Regions from separate parts of the Homo sapiens genome. Here region 1 is linked to region 2. The links are chromatin contacts, found by Hi-C or POLR2A ChIA-PET in ENCODE. All regions are on one chromosome and are shown on one strand. The core of a region is the stretch at or near the end of the contact, and the rest is flanking DNA. Distances in the headings are between cores, read along the strand shown.

Region 1 (3,349 bases), core at 740-3,239, 890 kb after region 2:
TGGAACACTGTGCCCTTTCCTTCCCAAACCCTCACCCCTGGGCCTGACCCTGGAGTCAAGAACTGCACTTGGCAGAGTTCAGAGAGAAGTCGCCTGCTCTCAAGCCTGGGTCGGCCTGGAGAAGGGGAGAAGCCCCATGTTGCATAGAGATTAAGCTTGAATTCGTTCCCAGGATGGGACCTAAGCCTGGGAGGATCCCCACCTTCAGGAGGTGATGGTGCCATTCACTGGGATAGGGAAACTGGCAGGAGGAGCCGGTTGTTGAGGGTTGGGGGTGCAGACAGTCTGTTGGTCCCATTGGTCTTGAGGTGTGTGGGGGACAACTAGAGAGAACTATTGTCCCCTGCTTCCACGAGGTGACATCTCCCTCCTGCCTTCAGCTCTATTTTAGGGATCAAGGAGTCCTTGGAGCTGCTCCTAGGCATTCTCATAAGGGCCAGAAGAGCTCTGCATGTCTGTCCAGCGGCTCTGCAGAGTTAAGGCTGTGGGTCATACCAGCCACACCCTCAGCGTGGTCCATGTCACAGAAACATGTGGAAACCAGGTGATTTCCCAGCCTCCTGGTCAGGAGGTGGGGTTTTCCATCCCCAGGGAGTCACTTCCCAGTTTCTCACTCAGCACTCAGCACCTAGAAGCACCATCCTTGCAGGCTCCACTGTGGGGCTGGTGGCCGGGAGCAAGGGTCTCTGTACCTCTTCAGGCAGCCTGCAGTGAGGAAACAGGGAACAGAATAGCCTCCTGCCACCCAGCCCACCCCAACCCTTAGAAATGCCCTATGTGCTGGGGGCTAGGACCCCCGTAATCCAGGGCTGGAGGAATGTGCTCTGGCCCCGCAGGGCTGGCCCTGTATTAGGGCTGGCACTCAAAGTGGGGATGGGGGGACAGATTGCAGCTGGAATGGGTGCTCGGTCATGATGTAAATCCTGGGGAAGCCAGCTCTCCTGGGCCTGGTCTCAGCAGCCCCTCAGGGCCCTGCAGCTTCCCTGGTGACATTCTCTCCCAGCCTCTGTTCATCTGCCCCCTGCCTGGGCAGGAGACTTGAGCAGGGAAGTGCAGAGTCTTCTCCCTGTGAGAAGGCTGGATGCGTGTTTAAGGATAAATGAACACGCGAAGAGTAGTAACAACAGCCAAGATTTATAAATGCCTATTGTTATATATGTAGATACTTACTTAAGTATATATAAAGTACAGACTGCATTATGTATATTACATATCTTTAAATTTTTAGAATAGTCCTATGAGGTCAGTTCAGAGATCCAGACCCAGGTGGTCTGGCTCTAGAGTCTAAACAGGCCGAGTGCAGTGGCTCACACCTATAATCCCAGCACCTTGGGAGGCCAGAGGCGGGAAGATCACTTGAGGGTGGGAAGAACACGTGAGCTCAGGAGTTCGAGACCAGCCTGGACAACATGGCGAAACCCCATCTCTATAAAGAAATCAGCCTAGCATGGTGGCCCGAGCCTGTAGTCCCAGCTACTCGGGAGGCTGAGGTGGGAGGATCGCTTGAGCGCAGGAGTTGGAGGCTGCAGTGAGCTATGGGTGAAAGAGTGAGACCTTGTCTCAAAAAAAATTAAAAAATAAGAATTAAATATATTTAAAATAGAGTCTAAATAAGTGAATGATCTAGAATTCTCTTGGTTCCCCTAAAGCAGCTGTCAGCTTTGGGGGATGTTTTTCCAAATTAGTGCCTCACCCTCACGGGACAGGGAAGCCTGTGGGAGCTGGGAGGGCAGGTGGAGGCCGGGCAGGTGGAGGCCGGGCAGGTGGAGATGGTGATTCGAAGAGGAGGGGACGATAGGAGGAGGTTGAGGGGTCACCCGAGTGCTGGGAGTGACGCTGGAGGTATCGGCCCAGCGATGCTGGAGTGGTCGGGTCGGAGGCCCAGCAGCGTCTGGGGAGGGGCGTGGGGGAGGCGTGTCCAAGGCCGGCTGGCCCCGCCCCGCCCCGCCGCCTGGCCTCTGGCCCGCTGGGGCGCGGGCTTTCGCTTTCAGTCGAGGGCTAGCGAGCGCAGCGGAGCCTGGAGAGAAGGCGCTGGGCTGCGAGGGCGCGAGGGCGCGAGGGCAGGGGGCAACCGGACCCCGCCCGCACCCATGGCGCCCGTCGCCGTCTGGGCCGCGCTGGCCGTCGGACTGGAGCTCTGGGCTGCGGCGCACGCCTTGCCCGCCCAGGTGGGTGACTCGCGCGGCCCACGGGGGACAGCCGCCCCGCATGTCCACCCGGCTGGTGCGCAGCCTTCGGGTGCCCGGGCCGCGCTCTCCCGGGGCGCTGTCACGGGCTGGGAGGCTGGGAGTCCCAGTCGCCGCCCCCCATCCGCATCAGACACGCGCGCCTCTGGGGACCCGCTGGGGACTCCGGGCCCGGCACACGTGCGCTCGGGGCACAACTCTGGCCCCCGAAGCCCCTCTTACCCGCGTCGTGACAGGGGCGCACCCTGGTTCCTCCGCGAGCGCAGGCCGGGGCATTTGGGGCTGAGCAGCGGGTCCTGGGCAGACCCCCGCTAGACCCGGGACCCCTCTTCCCTCACCCCGGCGACTGCCGCGACAGCCCTTCCCTCCCACGCGGTGGAGAAGGGGCTGTGCCGGGGCGCTGCCCCACTGCCCACGCCGGGCACCCTCTTCAAAAGACTTCCTTTTCCTCTGGGCGACGGTTTTCCGATTTCTTAGAAATACCAGGGTCCTGTGTCTGAAGAGCAGGACCAGGTGTGTGTCAGGTCCACTGAGGGCACAGCTGGAGGGCGAGCTGCCTGTCTGCTTCCTCCGATGCGTCCGGGGGCTACTGCAGAGTCTGTTTTCTGCGGCCTCTGGGGACAGGGCAAGCGAGGGAGGTCTGGGCTGGTAATCGAGCAAGGCAAATGAAGTCTCCGGGGGCCGCAGGAAAATGGAGACAGCAGAAACCCTAGGGCTCCTATTCAATATGAACGTCACTCCCACAGTAGCAACGGGCGTACAAGGGACTGTGCACCCTTTGCCTGTTTTTGACTGTCTCCTGGTCTGGTAACATAGGATAACCCCATTTTTGTTTTACTGTCTCCATGGTTTGGTAAGATAAGATAAACCATTTTTTAGAGAAGGAAAACTGAGGCTCAGAGAACTTGTATTTCATGGAAGGGTCTGGGGGGAACTCTTCCTCCAAAGGGGGCCTCTCCTGCCTTCGGCCCCTGTGCCCTGAGGCTGCGGGGAAGGTGGGCGTTCATCCTTCCTCAGAGCCGCCCCTGATGGACACATGGCCCATCTGCCCCCATCTGACATCTTGACCGAGGAGGAAGGTGGGAGGTGGCACTGGCTTCTGTGGTGACATAAGGTGACTTGTTGATCTGAGGCCAGAGAGTCCAGTTCTTGTGGGTGGAAGA
Region 2 (3,659 bases), core at 893-3,392:
CACCTGGCTAATTCTTCGATTTTTACCGTGTGGTCCAGGCTGGTCTTCTCCTGGGCTCAAGCGATCCACCTGCCTTGTCCTCCCAAAGTGTTGGGATTACAGGTGTGAGCCACCACATCTGGTCTTTTTAATTTTTTAGAGCGGAGATCTCACTTTGTTGCCCAGGCTGGTCTCTAACCTGAGCTCAAGAGATCCTCCCGCCGGGTGCGGTGGCTCACACCTGTAATCCCAGTACTTTGGGAGGCTGAGGCAGGCGGATCACGAGGTCAGGAGATAGAGACCATCCTGGCTGACACGGTAAAACCTTGTCTCTACTAAAAATACAAAATAATTAGCCGGGCGTGGTGGCGGGCGCCTGTAGTCACAGCTACTCGGGAGGCTGAGGCAGGAGAATGGTGTGAACCCTGGAGGCGGAGCTTGCAGTGAGCCGAGATTGTGTCACTGCACCCCAGCCTGGGCAACAGAGCAAGACTCCGTCTCAAAAAAACCTCCTGAGTAGCTGGGACTACAGGCACACATTATCACCCCCAGCTCCACCTCTTTAGTTTGCACTGGGTACCACAAATTATGTAGTCAGTCCTGTGTGCATCTATGTTGCATGTGTATTATAATTTCACTGATGTAAATGATGTGTAGCATACAGTTTACAAATACTAAAATATACAGTACAGGACTCTATTGTAAACTCCATATAGCCAGTTCTCACAGTATGCTTTCTTTGATGTTGTGTAGCTTCCCTATGGTCCCAATTGATCAATGAGCATAGTTCAGACATGAATGTTGGTTGATATTTTATGTTAGGAGTAAGAGGAAAGTGAAACAATCAAAAGAGATATGTCAGAACTTCACTAGTTTGTCAAGGCTACAAGCGACTTATTTGTTCAACTGGATAATAATTTGCCAATGCTGAACGAATATTTCCTCAAAGTTTTGGTGCATTCACTTACACACTTTTTTTCTCTCTTTTTTTTCTTTTTTGAGACGGAGTCTCGCTCTACTGCCCAGGCTGGAGTGCAGTGGCGTGATCTTGGCTCACTGCAGCCTCTGCCTCCAGGGTTCAAGCAATTCTCCTGCCTCAGCCTCCCGAGTAGCTGTGATTACAGGAATGCACCACCACCCCCGGCTAATTTTTTTTTTTTTTTTGAGATGGAGTCTCACTCTGTTGCCCAGGCTGGAGCCCATTGGCATGATCTTGGCTCACTGCAACCTCCATCTCCCGGGTTCAAGCAATTCTCCTGCCCCAGCCTCCCGAGTAGCTGGGATTACAGGTGCCTGCCACCACGCACGGCTAATTTTTGTATTTTTAGTAGAGACAGGGTTTCGCTATGTTGGCCAGGCTGATGTCGAACTCCTGACATCAAGTGATCCGCCTGCCTCGGCCTTCCAAAGTGCTGGGATTACAGGCGTGAGCCACCGCACCCTCCAACACTTTTAAGTTTAACCAGTAATATGAACATTTTCTCCGCCACTTTCTTAAGTCTAGACGACTTAGCAGTTATTAAGCATTTGCTGATTTGCGTGGTGTAAATTCTCCCACCATGGGCAGATTTCAAGCTGCTGAAGGATGTCACTGAATGAAAAGCTGATAAGAGGTGAGCAGTAGCACATCATAGAGTATTTCCACGGTGCAGATATGATAGACGTCAGAATGTATGCACACAGCAGGCGCTCAATAAATGCTTGTAGCATGAATAAATTAATGAATCCTACTTCGTGAATGAAAGTGCGCCCGGTAAGTCCTAAAGCAACACGCCTTCGAGTTCTTATGATGCTAAGAGAGGCTGATTGCAGTTAGTCTGGAAGTAGCTGCGGGGCGCAGTGCAGGCAGGAAAAGGGCTGGATGCCGGGTCACCGCCCGGCCCCAGCTCCTGGCCCGTCCCCGCTCCCGGTCCATTCCCGCCCCGGCCCCGCCCCCTCCCGCCCCACCACCGGTCTGGCCCCGCCCCTCAGCCCCGCCCCACCCCTCACCGCCCTTCTCCCCGCCTCTGACCCCGCCCCTCCTCTGACTCGGCCCTGCCCGCCCCGCCTCTGACCAGGCCCCCGCCCCCCACCCCTCACCGCCCTTCTCCCCGCCTCTGGCTCGGCCCCGCCCCCTCCCGCCCTCCAGCCCACCCTCCGGTCCAGCCCGCGCCGCCGGCACCTGTTTCCGGGCGGGCCTCCAGAGGCCGGCGCACAAGATGGCGGCTCTGGCGGCCTAAAGAAGGCGGCCGCGGCTCAGCCGTGGGCTCTAACGCGGGGCTGGGGGCCGGAGACAGACTTCGCCCAGGTGACGGGTAGTAGGGGCGGCGCCGCTTGGCCTCGTGGGGTGTAAGACCCACTTGCTGTTGCCCCCGGACCTTGCCGCCACACCAGCCCTGTCCTGGGGCGGAACCGAAGGAAGGTCGGGCCCTGCTGCCCCGCCCCGTCCTTCCTCCTTCCCGGGCGGTCACTGTGCGTGGCTCACTTTTAGAGTTTACTTCAACCACGTGGAGCTTCCATGGCGGCCTCTCAGGTCCTGGGGGAGAAGATTAACATCCTGTCGGGAGAGACTGTCAAAGCTGGGGACAGGGACCCGCTGGGGAACGACTGTCCCGAGCAAGATAGGCTCCCCCAGCGCTCCTGGAGGCAGAAGTGTGCCTCCTACGTGTTGGCCCTGAGGCCCTGGAGCTTCAGTGCCTCACTCACACCGGTGGCCCTGGGCAGTGCCCTTGCCTACAGATCCCACGGTGTCCTGGATCCCAGGCTCTTGGTGGGTTGTGCCGTGGCTGTCCTGGCTGTGCACGGGGCCGGTAATTTGGTCAACACTTACTATGACTTTTCCAAGGGCATTGACCACAAAAAGAGTGATGACAGGACACTTGTGGACCGAATCTTGGAGCCGCAGGATGTCGTCCGGTTCGGAGTCTTCCTCTACACGTTGGGCTGCGTCTGTGCCGCTTGCCTCTACTACCTGTCCCCTCTGAAACTGGAGCACTTGGCTCTTATCTACTTTGGAGGCCTGTCTGGCTCCTTTCTCTACACAGGAGGTAAGATTTGGCCTGTCCTGTGTGCTGCAGGTCTTAGTCGCGTCCACTGGAAACCGCTGCTTTGTAAAGGAGTTATAGGGATGTCAAAGGTGGCTTTCTAATTTAAGCCGCTTTAATTGAAGTCTATAATTGTGGGTGATGTGAATTTTTTGAAACAGTGATTTGAGAAGATCCTGGTTTGACTTACGGACGTAGGGCATGACTGAAAATTTTATATGGACATTTATTTTTATTTATTTTTTATGTATTCATTTTTGAGACGGAGTCTCGCTCTGTCGCCCAGGCTGGAGTGCAGTGGTGCGATCTCGGCCCACTGCAGCCTCTGCCTCCCGTGTTCAAGCGATTCTCCTGCCTCAGCCTCCCGAGTAGCTGGGACTACAGGTGCACGCCACCACGCCTGGCTGATTTTTGTATTTTTATTAGAGACGGGGTGTCACCATGTTGGCCAGGATGGTCTCGATTTCCTGACCTCGTGATCCACCCGCCTCAGCCTCCCAAAGTTCTAAGATTACAGGCGTGAGCCACCGCGCCCTGTCAGGACATTTTTTAATTTTTTTTATTTTTTTTGAGACAGAGTCTCGCTCTGTTGCCCAGGCAAGGGTGCAGTGGCACCATCTCGGCTTACTGCAACCTCTGTCTCCCGGCTTCAAGCGA

The links. A loop is a pair of places that touch in the nucleus more often than their neighbours do. ChIA-PET counts read pairs that join two places held with the same protein, here RNA polymerase II (POLR2A). Pooled maps may share reads with other maps.
Region 1: a pooled map shows a loop between it and region 2 (6-fold over the local background). The contact joins the promoter of TNFRSF1B here to the promoter of UBIAD1 in region 2. A Hi-C loop is called at or near these places in 4 of 50 pooled maps. POLR2A ChIA-PET finds 5 or more read pairs at or near these places in 3 of 52 experiments (Panc1, T-cell and activated B cell).

Annotation. Positions count from the first base shown.
Region 1 is chr1:12,165,002-12,168,350 of GRCh38, forward strand. It overlaps TNFRSF1B (TNF receptor superfamily member 1B), which reads left to right and starts at 1,990. Exons shown (of 10, transcript NM_001066.3): 1 at 1,990-2,168. The coding sequence starts at 2,091. MIR7846 (microRNA 7846) reads left to right here and starts at 1,942; the gene lies at 1,942-2,037. RefSeq lists silencers at 1,826-2,135, 2,146-2,375 and an enhancer at 2,416-3,057.
Region 2 is chr1:11,271,056-11,274,714 of GRCh38, forward strand. It overlaps UBIAD1 (UbiA prenyltransferase domain containing 1), which reads left to right and starts at 2,143. Exons shown (of 2, transcript NM_013319.3): 1 at 2,143-3,005. The coding sequence starts at 2,477. RefSeq lists silencers at 1,722-1,991, 2,052-2,101 and enhancers at 2,102-2,271, 2,362-2,411.